2 separate regions of the Homo sapiens genome follow, and region 1 is linked to region 2. Evidence: read pairs that join two places in POLR2A ChIA-PET (ENCODE). Cell type or tissue: MCF 10A. All regions are shown on one strand. Links, peaks and the distances in the headings refer to the core of each region. The heading gives the core; the rest is flanking DNA.

Region 1 (12,628 bases), core at 1,446-9,445, 61 kb after region 2:
ACACACATACGTGAGCCCTCCCGAGGAATCCCTGCTGGGAGTCTCTCCTGGGAGTCAGAGTAAACAAAACCAAATCAATAACACAAAAGATAAGGGCTCCCAGTCTTTCATTGCCATCTGATTTCCAGAGAGAATTCCACTCACAGGGGGAGAGAAGGCCGAATTTACAAGAAAGGCATCCTTAGGAGTGAAAGGTCAGTTTCAGATCAATTCCTGTTCAGAATATGAGGCCATTCTACTATGGCCTAAGTGAAACTCATGTGGATTTTAAAATTATACATGGTAGCCGGGCGTGGTGGCTCATACTTGTAATCCCAACACTTTGGGAGGCCAAGGCAGGAGGATTGCTTAAGACCAGAAGTTGGAGACCAGCCTGGCCAATATAGTGAGACCTTGTCTCTATAAATAATTAAAAAGTTAGCTGGACATGGTGGTGCGTGCCTGTGATCCCATCTACTTAGGAGGCTAAGGTGGAAGGATCACACAATTGAGGCTGCAGTGAGCCGTGATGGTGCCACTGCACTTCAGCCTGGGCAACAGAGCAAGATCCTGTCTCAAAAGAAAAAAAAACTAACAAAAAAATAAATTTTACATATCATTGCCCTATCAGTGGCTAAAATATTTTTTTTATTTTTTGTTTTTATTTTTATTTTATATATATTTTTTGAGACAGAGTATCGCTCTTGTCACCCAGGCTGGAGTGCAATGGCACAATATCGGCTCACTGAAACCTCCGCCTCGAGGGTTCAAGCAATTCTCCTGCCTCAGCCTCCCAATTAGCTGGGATTACAGGCACCCACCACCACGCCCGGCTAATTTTTGTATTTTTAGTAGAGACGGGGTTTCATCACGTTGGCCAGGCTGGTCTCAAACTCCTGGCCTCAAGTGATCCACCCGCCTCCGCCTCCCAAAGTTCTAGGATTACAGACGTGTGTCACCGTGCCCAGCCAGTGGCTAAAATATTCTTTAATGGAAAATAGACACATTTTTTTAACCTGCATCTTTTGCTTTGGGAGCGGCAGTGTCATCTCCCCTGCACTACTGGGACAGTCCTAATTGGCCTCTCCTCCTCTCATCTAACCCAGTCCAGTCCACCCTACACAGCGGCGCAAGCTGACCTTCCCCCCACATTGCCCTGTCAATCCCCTGCTCCAGAACATTCTGTGACTCTCTGGTACCAACAGGACAAAGTCCCAATTCTCAGCCTCGTGTGTGGACAGACAGGACCCTGGCTATCTTTCCACCGTCCTCCCACACACACCTGACTCCAACCCAACAGGCTGACTCCCTTTCATCTGAACACTACAAGCGCATGCTAGCCCCACACTCTCTACTCTCTGTCTAGAAGGCTCTTCATTGCCTCATTCAACAAACATTTACAAAGTCCTCACTATGTACCAGGAGGCAGACTTTACAATGAGACAGCTCATGAGGGCGGCCCACCGGGAATCAGGCAGCTGTGACCCCCATGAGAAGTGGTATGGGGCTGGGGGCTGGAGAGCAGAGTTGGGGGTTGGACAGAGAAAGGCAACTTCAGTTACACTTCTCAAGCACTTTCTAACAACTGTTATTTAGGAATAGATATTGAAGGTCTGAAAAGGACACGGACAGCCAGCGAGTGACCAAGGTCTGAGGCAGGAAAATAGGGTCTGGAGGCAGGGAACATAAGGCCAATTCACACTTCCGCTATGACAGAAAATATCCTCTCCCTAGTAAATGACTTTGTAACATTACTTCAACCTCTTCATTTACATAGGGCATACCCCAAGTCCTCTACAGGGTATTTAAACTCCCCAAAATTCTGTAACGGGGCCTTTGAGCCCCTATGCTCAGGCCCACTCCCACGCTGTCGAGTGTACTTTCTTTTTTTTTTTTTTGAGATGGAGTCTTGCTGTGTCGCCCAGGCTGGAGTGCAGTGGCACAATCTCAGCTCACTGCAAGCTCTGCCTCCCGGGTTCCCACCATTCTCCTGCCTCAGCCTCCCGAGTAGCTGGGACTACAGGCACCTGCCACCACGCCCGGCTAATTTTTTTTTTTTTTTTTTTTTTGTATTTTTAGTAGAGACAGGGTTTCACCGTGTTAGCCAGGATGGTCTCGATCTTCTGATCTTGTGATCCACCCGCCTCAGCCTCCCAAAGTGCTGGGATTACAGGCTTGAGCCACAGCGCCTGGCCTGAGTGTACTTTCATTTTCAATAAACCCCCTTCATTTCTTCCTTGCTTTGTGCGTTTTGTCCAATTCTTTGTTCAAGATGCCAAGAACCTGGACACCCTCCACTGGTGACAGGTCTATGTGCCACAGCGCACCTCACGAGGCCACCTCTGCACAGAACCTTCCCAGATCAGGGCAACCCTAAGTGACCACTTCTGGGGAACAGAGGCTCTTCCGTTCTGTTTCCTTTGGCCAGGAACGACAGCAGGTAGCCTTGTTTGCAGTGTTTCTAAACCTTTGCATGCATGTTCCATCTTGCTCCCCAGCTGGACATGTTCCTGTGGGCAGGGCATAGTTTCATCCACACTAATTTGTACAGAGTAGGCAGTCAATAAAAATATCTGCTGAATGAATAGTGAATGAATGTACTCACAGCACCCGGCTATCCACCCAAAGCCATCCATCCAAGAAATAACTACAACCTGGGGTAATTAGTCTTTCTCACTTCCCAGGGCTGCTGGTTAGATCAATTCATTTGTGTCCATAATAAGAATTGAGCTCTTCGGATGAACAACACTAAATCTTGCTGGGTGAAGAAAAGGCTTACAGCAGGGGTCCGCAGCCCCCGGCCGTTGACCAGTATCTGTGTGGCCTGTTAGGAACTGGGCCGCACAGCAGGAGGTGAGCGTGGGGTGAACAAGCATTACCGCCGGAGCTCCACCTCCTGTCAGAACAGCGGTGGCATGAGTCTCATAGCAGCACAAGCCCTATTGTGAACTGCGCGTGTGAGGGATCTAGGTTGCGTGCTCCTTATGAGAGTCTAACTAATGCCTGATGATCTGAGGTGGTGGTTTCATCCTGAAACCATCCCCACCCTCCCATCCATGGAAAAACTGCCTTCCACCAAACCGCTTCCTGGTGCCAAAAAGGCTAGGGACGGCTGGCTTACAGAATATATTTCACCCAGTAATAAGGGCCTCCATGAATCTCTTTAATGTGTGTATAATGTCTCCTTTAAACTCAAAATATAAGCAGTGGAGAGCCCAGAATGAGGGAGAAAAACTCATTTTTCCTCTTTAGGTATCTTTGTCTTCTTGCAGTGTCTAAAATGATCTCTGAGTACTGCATATGCTTCAAAAAATAAGAAGAAAAATCAAAGAAATGTACAAAGTAATGCACAGCTCTGAGTTGGCCTCTTCCTGCAGGGTGGGGCGGGCGGCTCCCCCAACTTGTTCTCCAGGACACCAGAGGACCGAGGAGTGTCTCACTCAGCAATTAGGGCTCCCGGAGCCACACCCAGGCCCCCAGCACCCTCCTGCTTTTGTTTCTGGGAGAAAATGCTGCTGAGCACTGACGAAATCCGCAAAGAGATTAAAAATAATTGAGGGAGATCCTCAGTTTTGCTCCCCTCGCCTTTCCCTCGGGGCTGCAGCTGCCTGCTCCCAGGAGGTGCCGTGCAGGGTGGGAGGTGGCTTTCAGGAAGGGCAGTGGGCCTGGGTGACCACACCCTTCTTCTTTAAGGCTGTCCTCCTCCCCAGTTTGGGGACACCGTGTTTTCCTTTTCCTCCCGACTCTCCTCCTTGCCAGTTTTCTGACCCTACCACCTTCTCCCACCCACCCCCATGCTCACGGTCCTACCTACCTTGAAGGTTGACAGCGTCGTTGTCTTCCCTTCTGACTCTTCACCCTCTGTCTGGGTGACTCACTTATTCCTATGATGTCCAGTAGCACCCCCGTAAGGGGGACCTCAAATTTTCACATCCATTCCCACATCTGCCCGCTGATAGCTCAGACTCATTGTTTCCCAAAGGATCTCATTCTGTCTCCAGTTCTGACCCTCCACTGATTTCCCATCTTGACCACTGCCTACCCAGTTACTGTCCCAGTCGAAACCTGGGCGCCATGTGACGACTCTGCTCCCCTCTCTACAGCTACACAACCGCCGTGTGCTGTCGGGTCTTATCCTTTCCACCCCAGCTCCCATGGCCTTGGCTCCTGTCCCCACTTTCTCACAAGCTTCCCATGGGGCTTCCCTGCCTCCATTCTCTCTCAGTCCAATTTCCACATTTTGGTTGAAGGGATATTGCTAAAATGCCAATCTGATTATGTTCTCCCCTACTTAAATTCCTAAAGTGGAATCGTACTGCCCAGAGCAGTGATTTCTAAGTCTGATTGATACATCTGGGAGCTTTAAAAAAAAACAGAGATTCCGAGGGCCCAAGAAGGGCTGAGTCAGGATCTCCAGGGAGTCTTAGGAGGTTATTCCTGCTGTGGAGTGGATTTTGAAAATTCCTTGCCTGAAGAATCATCTTCAGATCCCTTCAAAGGCCCCTTCCCCACCACATATCCTACTCTTCAGACACACTGAATGATTTCATCTCCCCACTCTCTGCATGAACTGTTGTGCTATCTGATGTCCTCTCCAACCGAAGGCTTCCCTGATGCCCCCAGGCAAGATCAATTCCATCCTCCTTTGGGCTTCTTTTGTAGCTCATAGTCAAGAAAACTTCTGCTGTACCTCTCATCACGCTGTCCCTGTATTGCAGTTTTTAAGAAGATATCTCTCGGCCGGACATGGTGTCTCATGCCTGTAATCCCAGCACTTTGGGAGGCCGAGGGGGTGGATCACTTGAGGTCAGGAAGGAGTTCGAGACCTGCCTGGCCAACACGGAGAAACCTGTCTCTCTACTAAAAATACAAAAATTAGCAGGGCATGGTGGCATGTGCCTGTGATCCCAGATACTGGGGAGGCTGAGGCAGGAGAATTGCTTGCACCCGGGAGGCGGAGGTTGCAGTAAGCCCAGATCGTGCCATTGCACTCCAGCCTGGGTGACAGAGTGAGACTCCCTCTCAAAAATAAAGAAACAAAGTAAATAAAAAGATATCTCTCTAGCTAGATTACAGACACTCCCCAGGGGAAGTCTTTTCTTTTTTGATACGGAGTCTCACTCTGTCGCCCAGGCTGGAGTGCAGTGGCACAATCTCGGCTGACTGCAAGCTCCGCCTCCCAGGTTGACGCCATTCTCCTGCCTCAGCCTCCCTAAGAGCTGGGACTACAGGCGCCTGCCATCACGCCCAGCTAGTATTTTTTTTTTTTTTTTGTATTTTTAGTAGAGATGGGTTTTCACCGTGTTAGCCAGGATGGTCTCGATCTCCTGACCTTATGATCTGCCCGCCTTGGCCTCCCAAAGTGCTGGGATTACAGGCATAAGCCACTGCGCCCGGCTTTTTTTTTTTTGGACAGTGTTTCGCTCTTGTTGCCCAGACTGGAGTGCAATAGCACAATCTCAGCTCACTGCAACCTCTGCCTCCCGGGTTCAAGAGATTCTCCTGCCTCAGCCTCCCAGGTAGCTGGGATTACAGGCATGTCCACCACACCCGGCTAATTTTTTGTATTTAGTAGAGATGGGATTTCACCATGTTGGTCAGGCTGGTCTCCAACTCCTGACCTCAACTGATCCACCCACCTTGGCCTCCCAAAGTGCTGGGCTTACAGGCATGCACCACTGTGCCCGGCTGGGAAGTCTCAATAGCGTTGCGTCCTTCCCCTGTTCAGCAACACTGGCACGTAATTGGTCCTCAATGAATATGCACTAAATGCATGACTGGATGGAGTTAAATATGAGAACACACATTATTTCCACATATGGAATTTTATAAAGATGGAATAATATAAAGAGCTACAAACAACCGTTACAGTTTCTGAAGTTTGAAAATTTCTGAAATCCCAGAAACTTTCCATTTTCTGCCTAAAATCTCCCTATCATTGCTATGAGCCTGTTTGTCCCAAGATCCTCAACTAAAACCACCAGACAGATGCAGACAAAGGAGATTTAAAAAAAACAATAATAAACCGAGCCAGGTGCCAGTGGCTCATGCCTGTAATCCCAACACTTTGGAAGGCCAAGGCAGGAGGATTACTTGAGCCCAGGTGTTGGAGACCAGCCTCGGTAACATAGAGAGACCCCGTCTCTACAAAACATTAAAAAAAACTATCCGGGGATAAGAAGCACATGCCTATAGTCCCAGCTACTCGGGAGGCTGAGCTGGGAGGATCGGTTGAGCCTGTGAGGCTAAGGCTGCAGTGAGTCGAGATCTCACCACTGCACTCAGTTCTGGGTGACAGAGTGAGAACCTGTCTCAAAAATCAACCGATTGATCAAAACTCTGCTTTTTATTATCATGGGCTGGCAATTCCAAACAATGTCAAGAGAGAAAATGCTTCCAATCCTTCTGCTCACCAAGTAAACCTGCCCTCTTGTGATTCCTTTTATCATTGTCATGAAGTGAGGACCTGTACGACCTTTAAAGCTTTATCAATGAGAAAGATTGAATACAAAAAGCTACCGATGACTGAATACTACTTTCTCCTTTACCTTCCTTGGCTTGACAAGATTTTGAGAATATAGACACGAAAGAATTAGGCATTTAGTTTTTTTGAATTTTAAGAGCATACACCAATGAAATAGGATTTCTAGTCATGTTTTCAGAGTGCTGTAGCCTGAACCACAAATTACCATGTAGTTCAGAGGAAAGATAAGTAACACACCACTCAACTGTAGTTCAGGGGAAAGATAGGTAACGAATGCACACACCTCATTTTCTTTCCTGAATTACCAAAACAAAACCACCCACAAGAATAGAGCGCTTAAAAGAAAACTGCGGAAAAACGTACAAGACAAACGTCAGCGGTAGGGCAAATAACTAACCTGAGAAAAGCCGAATACTAGATAGAGAAAAGCTAACAGCCAAAAAGCCTCAGCCTTTCATAAAGAGGCAGCACCTGGTAACCCTGGGAACTAGTGTGTCCAGAACTAGCGGGTTCTCGGTCTTACTAATTTCAAGAACGAAGTTGCAAACTTAAAGTGTTTTAGCTGTACAGTGAGTGTTCCAGCTGTTAAACACAGCGTTGCCCAGAGTTCGCTGTCTCACTAGTTCGGGAGTAAAGCTGCAGACCTTCACAGTTCATGTTATCATACTTAAAGTACCATATCTGAAGTTCTCTGTTCTTTTTCAAGGGCTCACAACCCACATTAGATTCAGAAAAATCTACAGACTTTAGCAAAAAACCGCTGAAACTCCCAACAACAATCTGAACCCAAAAAACAAAAAAAAAAAAGACAAATATCTCACATCATATGAAACAAACTAACCAAATTACCGGGGCTAGCTCGGGCAGCCTGCTTTTATTCTCTTATCTGGCCCCACCCACATCCTGCTGATTGGTCCATTTTACAGAGAGCCGATTGGTCTGTTTTACAGAGAGCTGATTGGTCCGTTTTTAACAGGGTGCTGATTGGTGCGTTTACAATCCCTGAGCTAGACACAAAAGTTCTCCACGTCCCCACTAGATTAACTAGATGCAGAGTGTTAATTGGTGTATTTACAAACCCTGAGCTAGACACAGAGTGCTGATTGGTGCATTTACAAACTTTGAGCTAGATACAGAGTGCCGATTGGTGCATTCACAATCCCTTAGATAGACATAAAGGTTCTGCAAGTCCCCACCAGATCAGCTAGACACAGAACGCCGATTGGTGCATTTACAAACCTTGAGCTAGACGCAGGGTGCTGATTGGTGCATTTACAAACCTTCATCTACATACAGAGTGCCGATTGGTGTATTCACAATCCCTTAGCTAGATAAAAAGGTTCTCCAAGTCCCCACCAGATTAGCTAGATACAGAGTGCCGATTGGTGCAGCCACAAACCCTGAGCTAGACAGAGGGTGTTGATTGGTGTGTTTACAAACCTTGAGCTAGATACAGAGTGCTGATTGGTGTATTTACAACCCCTTAGCTAGACATAAAGATTGTTCAAGTCCCCACCAGACTGACTGAGCCCAGCTGGCTTCACCCGGTGGTATTCCCCAGCGGGGCCGCAGGTAGAGCTGTCAGTCCCGCCCGTGGACCCGCACTGTTTAGTCCTTTGGGCGGTCAATGGGACTCTGTGCTGTGAAGTAGGGGGCGGCGCTCGTCCGGGAGGCTCAGGAGACTCGGGCTGTGCAGGAGCCCAGGGCGGGGTTGGGACGGGGGGCTCAGGCATGGTGGGCTGCAGGTCCCGAGCCCTGCCCCATGGGGAAGCAGCTAAGGCCTGGCAAGAAATCGAGGACAGCCGTTGTTGGCCCAAGTGCTAAGTTCCTCACTGCCTGGGCCGGCGGGGCCGGCCGAGCCCAAGCCCACCCAGAACTCGCTCTGGCCCGCAAGCGCCGCGCGCATCCCCGGTTACTGCCCGTGCCTGTCCCTCCACACCTCCCCGCAAGCCAAGGGAGCCGGCTCCGGCCTCGGCCATCCCTGGAAGGGATCCCACAGTGCAGCGGTAGGCTGAAGGACTCCTCAAGCACGGCCAGAGTGGGCGTCGAGGCCGAGGAGGTGCCAAGAGCGAAGGGGGGCTGCCAGCAGGCTGGCACCTCTCACTAGCGGGGAAGGAAGTGTGACTGGGTTTCTGAGGAGGAGCTGTTAAAGATGCTTTTAAATTCCAGGATCCCTCCCCGACTCCTGGACGGGCCCTTTCCCACTGCAGCACAAGCCTGGGGACAGATGTATTTTCAGGAGAGGGGAAAGGAGAAGGTCTCTGCACTGGGGACCAGGGGCACAGCTGCGGGGGAGGACCCGAGAGTCAGTGGGGAGGGTGGTGTGAATGTTTACACCCTAAAGAATGCAGCAGCATACCACCAAAGTCTCTAATATCAAGGAGACGCAAGGAAGGGGGAAAAGCAACTTGGGGAAATGGGACACTGCAGAGAAAAGATAACTTCCAGAACCCCCTCGAGTATTAATAAGGGAAACTGACCTGTCTCTAGCTAGAGACTCAAAACCAAGTCAGGACAGCATGTTTTTAAAGCCAGATGACAGCAATATAGAGAAAAGAGAGTGTATTCATAAAAGAAGAATGCAATGAGGTTTTTTGTTTTGTTTTAGTTTTTTGTTTTGTTTTGAGACGGAGTCTCTCTCTGTCGCCAGGCTGGAGTGCTGTGGCGTGATCTCAGCTCACTGCAACCTCCGCCTCCCAGGTTCAAGTGATTCTCCTGCCTCAGCCTCTGGAGTAGCTGGGATTACAGGCACGCGCCACCACGCCAGGCTAATTTTTTTATTTTTAGTAGAGACGGGGTTTCACCATGTTGGCCAGGGATGGTCTCGATCTCCTGACCTCGTGATCCGCCCACCTCAACCTCCCAAAGTGCTGGGATGACAGGCATGAGCCACCGCGCCCGGCCCACAATGAGTTTTTTTAAAGTAGCATTCAAGAGAACAAAGAAAGATCTATTGGAAATTAAAAATATAATAGAAATGAAAAGTTCAAGGTAAAACTGGAAATCTCCCAGAGTAAAATGACAAGGAGATGAAAAATAAGTCAAGGAACTGGAGACTTGATGGTGGAGAGATGAAGAGAATCCCCGTGTGACGGGAAAAGGGGCCTGCCAGATGATTGCTGGACACCAGCGTGGGAGCAACTAGCCCGGAGGGTCTGCATGGAGACCAAACTGGGAGGATATATGATGAAAATGAACCTACTGGGACAGGACCCAGACAATGAGCAGAAAGTTTGGAGTTGAATTAGCCACAGCAGACAGAAAAGTAGGCAATTTTTTAAAAAAAAGGACAGTTGTTAATTTGGGGGAAACTTAATAGCTAAGCACAAAAGAAAAAAGTAGTTGCAATATTACAAGATTGACTCTGAACACAGATAGTCACACTGACACAAATAATGGAAATTGATGTGAAAACTCCAAGCTACCCGGGAGACTGAGGCAGAAGGATGGCTTGAACCCTGGAGTTCAAATCTGCTCTGGGCAGCATAGGGAGACTCCGTGTCTAACAAAAAGTAATAAAAGTTAAAACATAACTGGGATGACAGGCAAGAGGACAGAAGTGAAAATATGTGGAGAATGAAGAACTAAATCTTCAACTTTCATAGAAGAAAATAACTAATGTTTTAAACTGAAAAATAAAGCAATACAAGCTTGTTAATTAAATTTATCCAGGTAAATACCAAAATAATCAGTTAAAAGAACATAACTGACACTAGCAAAGGAGAAATTGGGGAAGTGGGTATAGGGGAAGTGGTTTTTTTTAACTTAATAATTTGATTGACTTTGAAAAATAAGGGCGTGGCATGATGGTTCATGTCTGTAATCCTAGCACTTGGGAGGCCAAGGCAGGCAGATGGCTTGAGCCCAGAAGTTTGAGACCAGCTTGAGCAACACAGTGAGACCCCATCTCTACAAAAAATACAAAAAATAAGTGGATGTGGTGGCGTGCACCTGTAGTCCCACCTACCTACGAGGCTGATGTGGGAAGATTGATTGAGCCCAGGAGGCAGAGGTTGTAGTGAGCTGAGGTCGAGCCACTGTACTCCAGCCTGGGTGACAGAGTGAGACCCTGTCTCAAACCTTTTAAAAAAGAAAAATAAGTACATACATATACATTTGACAAAAAGTGAAACGGCAATATTGGATGTTTTTGCAAGTGGAAAAAATGTTTATTCTAAACTAAAGTAACATTAATATAAAGTTTAGACCTTTTTTTCACAATAAAGAAACAGAATCCCCTGGCTATCATTATGGTAGGCTAACACTAAAATGAATGAAATTTCTCATCCAAAACAGGTAGAGTTATTTAATTTCCATAAGAAATTCACAACTCATCTTTGAAGCAATGATATTAATTACATGAGACATCCATAGGAAGTTTAAATCATGAAAGTATGCATCCTTTCTATCAATGCTTTTTATAGAAGTGAAAAACAAGGCCGGGCGTGGTGGCTCATACCTGTAATCCTAGCATTTTGGGAGGCCAAGGTGGGTGGATCATGAGGTCAGGAGTTCAAGACCAGCCAGGCCAACATGGTGAAATCCTGTCTACTAAAAATACAAAAAAAAAAAATTAGCCAGGCATGGTGACACACACCTCTAATCCCAGCTACTCTGGAGGCTGAGGCAGGAGAATTGCTTAAACCCAGGAGGCGGAGGTTGCAGTGAGCCAAGATCACACCACTGCACTCCAGCCTAAGTGACAGAGCAAGACTCTGTCTCGGGAAAAAAAAAAAAAAAAAAAGAAGTGAAAAACATCTTTACAAAGGCCAGTTTCCCATATTTCAATATAGATGTAAAATTCAAATGGCTTTTAGAAGTTTTCAAATTTGTAGGAAAACCCCCCACCCAATAAATCTTCTTGTCCAAATCAAGGTAAAAACTAATTTTCAGAATCTGAGAGTCAGAAGGGCCAGGCCCTCTGACTTATGAAAGTTTCTCATCTAGGATTTGGGGCATGATGAGTCCTTGGCCAGGCCTTTATTGTGGAAACCCACAGCACATTCACAGCCAGGCCACAACACATGTGGAACTAAAGTCCACCCCCTCCCTTTTTCTTTTTTCTTTAAATGAGCAGATTATTCTCAAGACTTCCTTTTTATTTATTTATTTATTTATTTATTTATTGAGACGGAGTTTTGCTTTTGTTGCCCAGGCTAGAGTGCAATGGCGCAATCTTTGCTTACCGCAGCCTCTGCCTCCCAGGTTCAAGTGATTCTCCTGCCTCAGCCTCCCGCGTAGCTGGGGTTACAGGTACGCACCACCATGCCCGGCTAATTTTGTATTTTCAGTAGAGACGGCTTCTCCATGTTAGTCAGGCTGGTCTCAAACTCCTGACCTCAGGTTTTCTGCCCACCTCGACCTCCCAAACTGCTGGGATTATAGGCGTAAGCCACCACACCCAGCCAGACTTCCATCTTAAACTGGGTTTGGAGTTTATTGTCTCCTCTCCTCACGGTTTTTCCTAGCTCAGACATCTGGTCAAAATCTACCCTCTCTCAGTCATATTGTGGCTGTCTGTCCTTTTCTTTTCTTTTTTCTTTCCTCCCCTCCCCTCCTCTCCCCTCCCTGTCCCATCCCTTTCCTTTCCTCTCTTTCTTTCTTTCCTTTATTTTCTTCTTTTTTCTTTTCTTTTCTTTCTTTCCTTTATTTTCTTCTTTCTTCTTTTCTTTTCTTTCTTTCTTTCGTTTTCTTCTTTTTTTTCCTTTTTGAGACAGTCTCACTTTGTCTCCCATGCTGGAGTGCACTGATGCGATCTTGGCTCACGGCAGCCTGTATCTCCCCGGCTCAAGCAATCTTTCCCCCTCATCTTCACTAGTAGCTGAACTGTAAGCTTGTGCCACCATGCCAGCTAATTTAAAAAAAAATTTGTAGAGATGGGGGTCACACTATGTTTTGAACTCCTAGGCTGGTCTCAAACTCCTAGGCTCAAGTGATCCTCCCGCCTTGGCCTCCCAAAGTGCTGGGATTACAGGTAGGAGCCACCACACTCAGCCCCGAGACCTGTCATTTCTTTATCTCATAGTCACCCTTATCTGAGTGGCCCACACCCTTTCTGTTCATGCAGCTGCCCGTCTCAACAGCTTACGGACACACACCTGTAGCTCAAGCTGTTTCTCAAAGAAGTAGCTCATAGAACAAGATTGAGAAACTCTGTAGAACCAG
Region 2 (12,628 bases), core at 2,020-10,019:
TTATTGAGCACCTAAGATTTGCACAAACACAAAACCCATTCTTAAACTTCCTTTCACAGTAAATTATCTAAATTATCTTTCTTGGGCTCTTTCTCCACCAATGCTGTTTTCTAATTGTATAAGCATTCTTTGGTACCGGTATAATTTTGGCTTGTCATTTCCAGAGTAGAGGAAAAGAAAATTAATTCTATTTTGTCTAGTTTTAAAACAAACTACAGATTATTTTAGGCCACAGAGATACAAAAGTTGATTATATTTAAAAGCAAACAGACCCAGTCCTTTAACCTTGATCAATATACCATGTTTCACTTTCTCATCCAAACTGTAACAGCTAAGACTTCTAGAGGGCTTGCAATGCCTTGACAGGTGCTAAGTGTTTTACCTGTATTATCTCACTTGATCTACCCGACAATGCTATGAGGTACATTCTATTGTTATCTCTATTTTTTGGATGAAAAAACAGCAGCACAAAGAAGTTCAGTAACTGGCCTAAGGCCACACAGCTTGTCTTCCTGAAGACTGGACCCAAACCCAGGCAGTCATAGAACATGCTGGTCGCTATTGGGCCGCTTGTTCTATGGGGGACGGTGCTCCAGGAACACAGCAATGCGGTTTAGGATTCCAGGACCTGGGGCAGCTGCTGCTTCTTTCTTAGTTCTCGACAGACCACTGAGTGCAGTTTTTCTAAATCTTTTCCCCACTTTGATATGTGGTCCATAAAACTGCTTCCACACGTATAACCCACTGTGAAGTTTAAAATGATTTCATGTTTGGGCAAATTCCTACTGAATGTTAAGCTAGATAGGAAACAAGTTCTGACTAACACAGATGAAGGTCTGAATGAAGAAGTCTTACTTTTATAAAGGAATTTTCCCCTCCTCACCAAATCCAGTTTTAAATGTTGATATCTCTGTTGCAAAAAGATGATAAATAAATGTGTCCTTTGCTCAGTAGTGGGTGTATGGGTGTGGATATAAGGGTAAGAAAGTTAAGAAATGTCCAGTAGTATACAAAGGGCATTCTTGGGCTGGGTGTAATCCCAGCCCTTTGAGGGGCTGAGGTGGAAGGATTCCTTGGGCTCAGGAGTTCAAGGCCAGCCCTGGGAGTTCAAGGCCAGCCCTGGGCAAAATAGCAAGACCCTATCTCTAAAAAAAAAAAAAAAAGAAAGAAAGAAAAAAAGAAAGAAAGAAAAGAAAAATTAAAAAGGTAAAGGGCATTTTTTAAAATTATTGCTATTTTTTTTTTTTTTTGAGACGGAGCCTTGCTCTGTTCCCCAGGCTGGAGTGCAGTAGTGCGATCTTGGCTCACTGCAACCTCTGCCTCCCAAGTTCACGTGATTCTCCTGCCTCAGCCTCCCAAGTAGCTGAGATTACAGGCATGTGCCACCACACCCGACTGATTTTTGTATTTTTAGTAGAGACAGGTTTTCACCATGTTGGCCAGGCTGGTCTCGAACCCCTGACCTCAGGTGATCCACGCACCTTGGTCTCCCAAAGTGCTGGGATTACAGGTGTGAACCACCGTGCCCGGCAGGGCAGTCTTTTTCTTTAGATTCTTTTTCTTTGGGCCTCGTCTGTAACCATCCATAGTAATAGCTATTTTCTTCCATCCTTCCCTCACTGAGGAGGAAATGATTTCCTTTCATTCCTTCTGGTTGTTCTAGAGCAGGACTTCTCTACCTGAGTGCTATTGACATTTTGGATGGGATAATTCTTTGTTATGGAGGGCTGTCCTGTAGATTGTAGGATTTTCTGCAGGATCCCTGGCCTCTACCCAGTAGACACAGCAGCACCTCATTTCAGTGTGACAACCAAAAATGTCTTGCCTCATGTCCCCTGGGGAGTAGAGAGGGAGGGGCAAAATCACCCCGGTTTGAGAACCACTGTTCTGGAAATATTCACTGGCATTGCAACCCCACACATTCACATTTTGCCATATTGCATCCTTAACTATTGTTTCAAAGATTTCAAGGCCACGTATTAGGTGTTCCCAGTATTGTTTCTCTGTTTTTCTCCCTGTCCTTGCCTTTTGTGCCCTCATTGGATGAACTCCCCAGGAAATATCCTGAAGGTGACATGCTGAATGCTGCAGCCGGGAGCACGGAAATGGCTTTGGAGGATCCATGTATCCCAGGGTGGGACCCTGGGGGATGCAGGCATACTCTACCATCACCACTGCCTTATCTGCAGAGCTGGCTTGCTCCTGCGGGCCTTCCTCTTAAGTTTATGTGGACACCATAGCACCGCTGACATTATTCTGGTAGTTCCTTGTAGAAAACAAATGTCTCATCTTTGATGGTGTTGATAAACATAAAACACCTGTGCTCCAAGTGCAGTTTGTCTGAGGACAAAGGCAGGACTCTGATATACAGAATAAGCGACGAAGACAGGTTAAGAATGCTGACTAGAGATAGTAGCTTGTTTTTGCTCCACTTATATGTAGGTCTCAATGATGCATGTATTGATGGATGTGAATATGTGGCAGAAAATTGTTTCCATTTTTTGGATCCAGTTTAAAAAGATAAATTAGATAAGACTGCCCATGGAGAGCTTCTAGTTGACTTTCAACCATGATGTCCGATGATTCAATAATAGTAATGGCTAACACTTTTTTTTTTTTAAGAGATGAGATCTTGCTATATTTGCCAGGCTGGTTTTGAACTCCTGGGCTCAAGTGATCCTCCCTCCTCAGCCTCCCAAAGTACTGGGATTATAGGTGTAAGCCACCGCACCCAGCCACTAACACTTATTGAGCACATACTGTGTGCCAAAACTGTACCAAGGGCTTTACTTGACTGTCTCATTTTAACCTTACAGCAGGTTTAAGAAGTACATGTCATTATCATCTCCATTTTACAGATAACCAAACAGACTCATATTGATCAAGTTACTTTTCTGAGCTTATATTTCTTTTTTTTCTTTTTCTTTTTTCTTTGTTTCTTTCTTTCTCTTTCTCTTTCTTTTTCCTTTTTTTTTTTTTTTTTTTGTGAGACAGAGTCTCGCTCTATTGCTCAGGCTGGAGTGCAATGGCACGATCTTGGCTCACCGCAACCTCTGCTTCCCAGGTTCAAACAATTCTTGTGTCTCAGCCTCCCGAGTAGCTGGGATCACAGGCATGTACCACCACACCCAACTAATTTTTGTATTTTTAGTAGAGAGGGGTTTTCACCATGTTGGCCAAGGCTGGTCTTGAACTCCTGGCCTCAAGCAATCCACCTGCCTTGGCCTTCCAAAGTGCTGCGGTTATAGATGTGAGCCACCACTTCTATAATCACATCTATCTATAACCACACGAGCCCGGCCTGAGCTCGTATTTCTTATAAAGACACAAAATAGAGATTGAAGGCCCAGCGCAGTGGCTGGTGCCTGTAATTCCAGCGCTTTCAGAGACTGAGGCAGGAGAATTGCTCGAGGCCTGGAGTTTGAGACCAGCCTGGGCAACATAATGAAACTCTGTCTCTATTAAAAAATTTTTTAAAATTAGCTGGGTGCGGTGGCATGTGCCTGTACTCCTAGCTACTTGGGAGGCTGAGGTGGGAGGATCCCTTGAGCCAGGAGGTTGAGGCTACAGTGAGCCATGATCGTGCCAGTGCACAACAGCCTGGGTGACAGAGTGAGACCTTGTCTCAAAAAAAAAAAAAAAAAAAAGAGAGTTTTTTTTTTTCCAGGGAGTTTGTCTCCAACGTTTTTGGTTATTGTCGTTCTTATGTATATGTGTAGAATATTTTCCAAATTGTGGTAAAAGACACATTCACAGAAATCTTAACCGTTTTTAAGTGTACAGTTCACTGACATTAAGCACATTCACACATTGTGCAGCCGTCACCACCGTCCATCTCCAGAACATTTTCATCTTTCCAAACTGAAGCTCTGTACCTGTTAAACAATAACTCCCATTCCCCTCCCCCACTCTAGCCTTTGGTAACCCACATTCTACTTTCTCTCTCTATGAATCTGACTCCTCTAGGTATCTCAAATAAATGGAATCATCCAGTATTTGTTTTTCTGTGTCTGGCTTATTTTTACTAAGCGTAATGTCCTCGAGGTTCATCCTTGTTGTTGCATGTGCCAGAATTTCCTTCCTATTTAAGGCTGAATAATATTCCATTGTATGGACAGGCCACATTGTGTTTGTCCATTCATCCATCATCATGGGTTACTCAGTTGCTTCTGCCTTTTGGCTATCACAAATAATATTTCCATGAACACTGGTGTACAAATATACCTTCAAGATCCTGTTTTCTTTTCTTTTCTTTTTTGTTTTTCGAGACAGAGTCTTGCTCTGTCGCCCAGGCTGGAGTGCAGTGGCGCGATCTCAGCTCACTGCAACCTCCCATGCCTGGGTTCAAGTGATTGTCCTCCCTCAGCCTCCCGAGTAGCTGGGATTACAGGCACGTGCCACCACGGCTGGCTAATTTATTTTTGAGACAGAGTTTCACTCTTGTTGCCCAGGCTGGAGTGCAATGGCACGATCTGGGCTCACCGCAACCTCAGCCTCCCGGGTTCAAGCAATTCTTCTGCCTCAGCCTCCCTAGTAGCTGGGATTTCAGGCATGTGCCACCATATCCAGCTAATTTTGTATTTTTAGTAGAGACGGGATTTCACCATGTTGGCCAGGCTAGTCTCAAACTCCTGACCTCAAATGATTCACTCACCTCGGCCTCCCAAAGTGCTGGGATTACAGGCATGAGCCACTTCGCCTGGCCGCCTAGCTAATTTTTGTATTTTTTAGTAGAGACAGGGTTTCACCGTGTTGGCCAGGCTGGTCTTGAACTCATGACCTCAAGTGATCCGCCTGCCTCGGCCTCCCAAAGTGCTGGAATTATAAGCGTGAGCCACTGTGCCTAGCCAAGACTCTGTTTTCAGTTCTCCTGGATGTAACCCCAGTGGTGAGATTGCTGGATCATATGGTAATCGTCTGTGTAGTTTTTTTGAGGGACTCCCATACTGTTTTCCACACCGGCTACACCATTTCACATTCCACCAACAATGCACAAGGGTTCTAATTTCTCCACACCCTCACCCACCATTATTATTTTGTTTGTTTCTGTTTTCTTTTTTTTTTTTAAGTACAATTTCCATTTAATTTTTTTCCAGAGAATAGTTCGTCTTCAGTCTTTAAGGACTCAGCTCTTTACATGGACTTTGCTGGCAGTTGTGGGGCAGCACCCGCAGGTCTAAACGGGGTGGGGGTGTTCGGTCCTTGCGGGCTTCATGAGATCGATTCCTGACTACTTTGCTGTGAATTGCACAACTCACACAGTAACGTAGCTTTACATACAGCTCGGGAAGCACATAGACATCGAAGACGCTCGCTTCAGAAATGTCCCTGACTGCTGCGGTCTCCACTATGTTTCGAGAGACGAATTTCTTAATGGGTTTGTCCTTGGGCACACATAGGGCACAGTTTGTGCAGCGAATAGGCTATACGTGGCCGCGGCTCTTTTTGGCACAATTATTGTTCCTTCTTTTCTTCATCATCTTGAAGACACGGACCAGAGAGAGGAGTTGTTTCTGTTTTCAATAGTTGCCAACCTTATGGCTGTAAAGTGTGTCCCTAAGACTTTGAAATTAGTTATATGCCAAGTCTTTCCCTTCTAGACCTTTTCTTCTTAATTCAATAGCAACACACACACTCAATGGAAAGATCTTGATCATAATATGGCAGCTCATGAGGATTCATGCTCATTACACTCTTCACTGTCCTTGCTGGTCAGTTCTTTGGTAAGCTGGTAAGGTGGTTGGTTGGGAAGGCAGGAATGGATAATATAAAACTACCTTCTCTCTCTAGTCCCGAGCCCTGGGGATGTGAAAGCACACTTCTTCCTCTTTTCTCCCTCTTCTATACTTTTAGGGGGTCTCTCTAAGCATTTAGGAAACATGTTGAAAAGAAACACGTCACATTACAGAAAAGATCAGCCTATTCTGATTCCATTAATTTTAATGGGAATGATCTTTCAGGAAACCTGTTCTGACTTGATCAAGGGCGCTTGGTCTAGGCAGATTCTCCACCTGGCATTCAGAACTTGACAAAAGGTGTGGCTGCTGAAGCAGAGAGGAATGACTCACACCTGCCCACGACTCAGCAGGGGCCCTACCCAAGGCGGGTCCCTTTCTCCTCCTTCTCCCTGTTTTTCCTCTGTCTGCTTCAAGCTCTCAGGCCTTCTCTGCTTCCAGGCACCCTGGGAAACAGTGGCTGAAATAACACAGGAATGAATCATCCCCACCTGACCAAAAGAAGGGAAGGCAGGAGCAGCTCTTGATTGAGTGAGTTTCAAGGCCCGAGTTCCCCAACTCACAGCCACGACAGCGTCAGAGCAGCTTCTGCTTCCACGGCATCTGGCTCCGAATCTGGACCAAAGCCAGCTTTCATTAGGATGCCAGTGCACGGAGGCAGCAAGCGAATGCTGTTAATTAGGTTTGGGGTGTATCCTGGCAATTTAAAGAATCACCCAGTGTTGCAATCATAGAACTGTGGCATTTTAGGGCTGAAACGGATTTCACATATACAATGTCATAGAACTTCAGAATTTAAATAACTGGCTCACCAGAGCCAATGGCTTCATTTTCAGGATATTTTCAAGCCGGTTTACTTCAAATTGGTAGTTTGAAATGGGCCTTTAGTGGGATTATTTACACCACAGAAACTGACAAACACTACAAATCAGGCTTATCTCCCCTCCCACTTCACTAAGAGCTGATTGTTAAAAAATGTACTAGCCCATCATTGACCTTGTCCAAATCCTTCATTTATAGATGAGAAAACCTCAGCCTAGAGACAGGAAATGACTTACCCAGGGTCATGCTATTAATTAGCAGCAGAATTTAGAATCCAAATCTTTTGCGTTCTTTTTTTTTTTTTTTGATACAGAGTCTCACTCTGTTACCCAGGCTGGAGTGCAGTGGTGCAATCTCAGCTCACTGCAACCACTGCCTCCTGGGTTCAAGCGACTCTCCTGCCTCAACTTCCCATGTAGCTGGGATTACAGGCACCCGCCACCACACCCAGCTAATTTTTGTATTTTTAGTAAAGACAAGGTTTCACCATGTTGGCCAGGCTGGTCTTGAACTCCTGACCTCAAGTGATCCACCTGCCTCAGCCTCCCAAAGTCCTAGACATGAACCACTGCGCCTGGCCTTTTGCATTCTATTTCAATGAGTGGATGCTGAAAGCATAGTCTGGTCACACCAGCCTAGAATCCTGTCAAAAAACAGAAGCAGGAGGATGTTATTGCACTATTAATAGGGAGTGAGGGACAAATAATTCCTCTGAAAATAGGTTCTCAGGGGAAAGAGACTGACTGCTATTAAACCCCTCCTGAAATTCCCTCTCATAGTTTAAGCTGAATATGGGGCAATGTTCTTACTATACTTAGGTGGAATGCAACAGGGAGATGCAGACACAATCGTGTATTTGTAATATCCTCAACAATTAGAGGCTTCTTTGCCCTTGAGGGGAAAAGTGGCATGCCCTGTAGGCTGGGGTCAACAGCGTGACCACAAGTAAGAAGAAACAAACTAGACTGGAAATACGTCATTTAGAATGGGTTATTGGACTCGCTCTATTGTCTTTGTGATAAATGTGAATTCAACACGAAAGCAAATTAACTTTGATGCTCGCATTTTCCCCCACAGTGTGATTTTTCTGTACTTGCACAGCTGAGCTCAAAGTTCTGGTTAGGACTTTTACAGGAGGATAAAAGTCAGGAAAGCATGGACACTTATAAATTAGAGCAGCATGCATGGTGGCTCACGCCTGGAATCCCAGCACTTTGGGAGGCCAAGGCAGGAGAATCACTTAAGGCCAGGAGTTTGAGGGCCAGCCTGGGCACCATAGTAAGACCCCATCTCTACAAAAAACTTGAAGGCTAGCCAGGTATGGTGGCTCAAGCCTGTAGTCTCAGCTACTGGGGAGGCTGAGGCAGAAGGATCACTGGAGCCCCGATTGAGCCATAGCACTCCAGCCTGGACAACAGAGCGAGACTGTCACCAAAAGAAAAAAAAAAATTAAAATGTAAGACAGGCAAGGCAAGGAAAGGATGGATGGAAGAGATGGAAACTCTAGTTAGAGGGTGCATTCCACCTTCTTAGGGTGGCTCTGGGGAGCCAGTATGAACCAGTTCCAGGACAATACCAGATAGGATCAATACCACATGTTATTTAAATTCTGAAGTTCTATGACATTGTATATGTGAAATCCGTTTCAGCCCTAAAATGCCACAATTCTATGGTTGCAACACTGGGTGATTCTTTAAATTGCCAGGATACACCCCAAACCTAAGTCAGAGGGTGCAGCCACAAGAGCTGACTCTCGGAAAGGTAAAGGGACAGCCCCACCCCACAGAGGGCAGCGAGCCTGCGGGGAATGATGGGGCCTCTGCTTCCATGTGGTTGAATCACCTGGACTAGTGAGACCTGAACAGGAGCTGGAGTGGCCAGGTTGCATGGGATGCAGGAGAAGGGAGGAATGGGCCAGATCTCTCCAGTGGGGCTATCCACGCCACAGCCTCCACACTCACGCTATAACCGTCTGCAGTTTGTCTGGTCCAACCTGCCCTACGATGAGTGAGCTCTGCCGAAAGCCACCAGCGTCCTTCTCGTCCTTTCCTAGAGGCTCATCTCAGTCCCAGCCTCCTCCACCGCGGCAGTGTTTGCTACACCTGGCTCCAAGGGAGAGCACTGCCTCCTTTCCCGCATGCCCCAGCTGCACCGCATGACTCGGTCCGTTACACACTGCAGTGCTGGTAGCTCTTTAGCCTATCACTGGGCTCTTGGCCCTGCTTGTAGTCACTGTCTCCTGGGAAGAGTGACAGGATTCCTGGTGTCCCTGACCAGGACAAGGGGTCATTCATGCTGGGCAAAGGAAGAGGGAGGCCAGGCCTGGACAGGCTGCCGTCTTGCCCAGATGCAAATGCCAGTTGTCAGAGCAGGGGCCCCTATGTGATGGGAGCAGAAAGAGGCCAGCGAGTGGAAGCCACCCCCTGAAGCAGGGAGCCCAGCCAAGAACTCCAAGGGGCCATACCAACTTCGGGCTGGGGTGTGAGGAACTCTGCTCCCTTTTGGAGGGAAACCCACGAGCCCCATAGAGTACCATGGCTGTGCTGGCAATGAGAACTGTATAGCCTGCAGATCTGATGTTTACTGTATTCTTTTGCTCTCTGTTGGCAATACTTAGAAAAGTCTTTGAAAGTTCCAGCATCTAACAGTAAGAGGGGAAAAAGAGGGAAAGGGTTGTATCTACTCTTGGCCAAAATACTAAAGCAGCAGCAGCTTGCTAAATAGTTAAGGTCCTGGTTTTTGTTTTTTTGTTGTTTGTTTTGTTTTGTTCTTGGGATGGAGTTTCACTCTTTTTGCCCAGGCTGGAGTGCAGTGGCATGATCTCGGCTCACCGCAACCTCCGCCTCCGGGGTTCAAGTGATTCTCCTGACTCAGCCTCCTGAGTAGCTGGGATTACAGGCATGCGCCACCACGCCTGGCTAATTTTCTATTTTTAGTAGAAACGGGGTTTCTCCATGTTGGTCAGGTTGGTCTTGAACTCCTGACTTCAGGTGATCCGCCCGCCTCGGCCTCTCAAAGTGCTAGGATTACAGGTGTGAGCAACTGTGCCCAGCTGTTTTGTTTTGTCTTTTTGAGTCGGAGTCTCACTCCGTCACCCAGGTTGGAGTGCAGCGGCACGATCTCAGCTCACTGCAAACTCCGCCTCCCAGGTTCAAGCAATTCTCCTGCCTCAGCCTCCCGAGTAGCTGGAATTACAGGCACATGCCACCACGCCCAGCTAATTTTTGTATTTTTAATAGAGACGGGGTTTCACCATGTTGGCCAGGCTGGTCTTGAACTCCTGACCTCAGGCAATCCACCCACCTAGGCCTTCCAAAGTGCTGGGATTACAGGCGTGAGCCACCACGCCCTGCCGGGTCCTGGGTTTTAAGGTGATTTTTGATTTATGCCACCTCCTCTTTGAAATCCCTCTCCAGACTTCTGAACCTTGGCACTGCCCTCATTCTCCTCCTACATCGCCTCAGTCACCTTTGATGCCTCCTTCTTCTCCTGCCCCAAAAACGGGCTGTTTGGCAAGGTTACGTCCTCTGCTGCCTTCCTGTCTCTTCACTCTGTCCTCCACAGTATCATCTGTTGTTCAAGACTTCAGCTGTAACCTTGGGAGGATGATCCCAAATCTAGCACTGACTTTCTCCAGACACATTGTCAACCTTCTGGGCTGCACTGCCTGGATAGGCAATGGTTGTCTTACCACAGTATTCCCCAAAATGAATTTATTTCTTTCACCCCAAGCTCAAAAATTTCAGGATGGCCTTGGACTACCTCCCTACCCGCTTAGCCCTACCTCTAGTTATCAAAGCCTGTTGACTCTATGTCCCTGGTCCCTTTACACCCTCCTCTTTCCAATACCAGCATCCCCACCCAATCCAAGGGCACCTTACCTCTTCCCTGCATCATTGCAAAACCCTGCAAACTGGTCTCCCCACTTCCAGTATCTCCCCATTCTAAGCCAACCTAGATCCGTCCTGACAGCCTTCCGTCAGCAAGCCCAGCCCAGGATTTCTATGCCGCAAGCTCAAACACCTTTCCGGCCACAGATGGAGCGCCTTGACCAAAATATACGGTCAGTACTCCCTACACACAATCTCATGTTTCCCTACCTGTTTCTTCTCAGTAGAACACTCTCCATTGCAACCTCACCTGCTGAAAGCCCTTTGAACCGAATCCAAGGCCCTTTGTTTCTTTTCTTTTTTTTTTGTAGAAGGACTCTGGCCTTGTTGCCTAGGCTGGAGTGTAGTGGTGCAATCTCGGCTCACTGCAAACTCTGCCTCCTGGGTTCAAGCGATTCTCCTGCCTGAGACCCCTGCTGCCACCATCCCTACCACCCCCCACCCCCCGAATAGCTGGCATTACAGGTGCCCACCACCATGCCCAGCTAATTTTTGTATTTTAGTAGAGACAGGGTTTCACCATGTTGGCCAGGCTGGTCTCGAACTCCTGACCTCAGGTGATCCACCTGCCTCAGCCTCCCAAAGTGCTGGGATGAGAGGCATGAGCCACTGCACCTGGCTGCAAGGCCCATTTTAAAAGACACAGCACCCTCGGGGCCTTTCCTGGTACCCGCTCACGGCACCATGCTCCTGGTCTGGGGCACGTGTCCTCTTCTGCCATGTTCCACAGCAATGCCTGGGCTTGTTTTCTTTCACCTGCGCCTTCTTCCTTTCCCCCCACCTCTGGGAATGCCATGATCTCTCAGTTGTCCATGACACAAACTTAGAAATTGTTCTAGGTTCCTTCCTCTCCCTCCCCCTGCGCTCCAGTGCTCCCAAGTCTGCTCCTTAAATCGCCCCACTTTTTACCCCCTTCTGTTCAGCCTTCCTTTCCCTCCCTTGGCTCAGGCCACACTCATCCAGGGAGCTGGGGCAGGACTTCCCATGTGTCCCTGAGGTAGGCAGCCCCTTCCTGCTCACCCACTACCTGTGTGTCCTCAGCCTTTCCTCAATTGCCTCACCCGCAAAAGGGGATTTAAAAAACCACACACACTTGGGGAGCTGAGGAGGGAGGATCACTTGAAGCCAGAAGTTCGAGATCAACCTCGGCAACATAGACAGACCTTGTCTTTAGAAAAAATAAAATAAATTAGCCAGGCATGGTGGTGTACGCCACCTACTTGGGAGTCCTACCTACTTGGGAGGCTGAGGTAGGAGGGAGAATTCCTTGAGTCAGAGTTCAAAGCAGCAGTGAAATGTGATCATGCTACTGATCTCCAGCCTGGGTGACAGAGCAAGACCTTGTATTTACAAAATAAAAATAAACAACACTCTCAAAATTCATACACACACACACACACACACACACAAACACACACACACACACAGAGTATCCCTTATCTGAAATGCCTGGGACTAGATATGTTTTGAACTTTGGATTTTTTCAGATTCTGGAACATTTGTATATACAGGCATACCTCATTTTATTGCAATTTGCTTTTTTATGCTTCGCAGATATTGAATGTTTTACAGATTGAAGGTTTGTGGCCAACCCTGTGTCAAGCAAGTCTATCAGCGCCATTTTTCCAACAGCATATGCTCACTTCATTCCTCTGTCACATTTTGGTAATTTTTGCAATATTTCAAAGTTTTTCATTATTATTATATCTGCTCTGGTGATCTGTGACCGGTGACCTTTGATGTCACTATTGTGATTGTTTTGGGGCACCACAAGCCACGCCCATATAAGACAGTGAACTTCATTGATAAATGTTTTGCGGGTTCTGTGCTCCACCACCCGGCCTTTCCCACATCTTTCTCCCTCTCCTCAGGCCTCCCTATTCCCTGAGACACAACAATATTGAAATTAGGCCAGTTAATAACCTGACAATGGCCTCTTAAGTGTTCAAGTGAAAGGAAGTGTGCAAGTCTCTCACCTTAAAGCAGAGGCTGGTAATGGTGAAGCTTGGTGAGGAAGGCATGTCAAAAGCTAAGGTGGGCTCTTGCACCAGAGAGTTAGTCAAGTTGTGAATGCAAAGGAAAGTTCTTGAAGAAAATTAAAAGTGCTACTCCAGAGAGCCATGAATGATAAGAAAGCGAACAGCCTTTTGCTGATATGGAGAAAGTTTGAGTGGTGTGGAT

Evidence for each region. Peaks named below come from ENCODE experiments on the same cell type or tissue, not always from the same donor. Only the 100,000 strongest peaks of a DNase experiment are listed, where the experiment ranks them.
Region 1: POLR2A ChIA-PET joins it to region 2 with 10 read pairs; 7 of 35 experiments call an interaction of 5 or more read pairs at or near these places.

What each region holds. Positions count from the first base shown.
Region 1 is chr6:7,437,041-7,449,668 of GRCh38, reverse strand. The region is part of intron 2 of LOC102724234 (a long non-coding RNA gene); the gene reads right to left. Among named protein-coding and RNA genes, the nearest start is that of RIOK1, 54 kb to the right of the region's middle. In MCF 10A, for the core only: no CTCF peak of the experiment used is centred there; a DNase peak (open chromatin) is centred at 2,468.
Region 2 is chr6:7,499,055-7,511,682 of GRCh38, reverse strand. It overlaps the pseudogene RPS26P29. Among named protein-coding and RNA genes, the nearest start is that of DSP, 36 kb to the left of the region's middle. RefSeq lists an enhancer at 5,454-6,653. In MCF 10A, for the core only: no CTCF peak of the experiment used is centred there; a DNase peak (open chromatin) is centred at 6,192.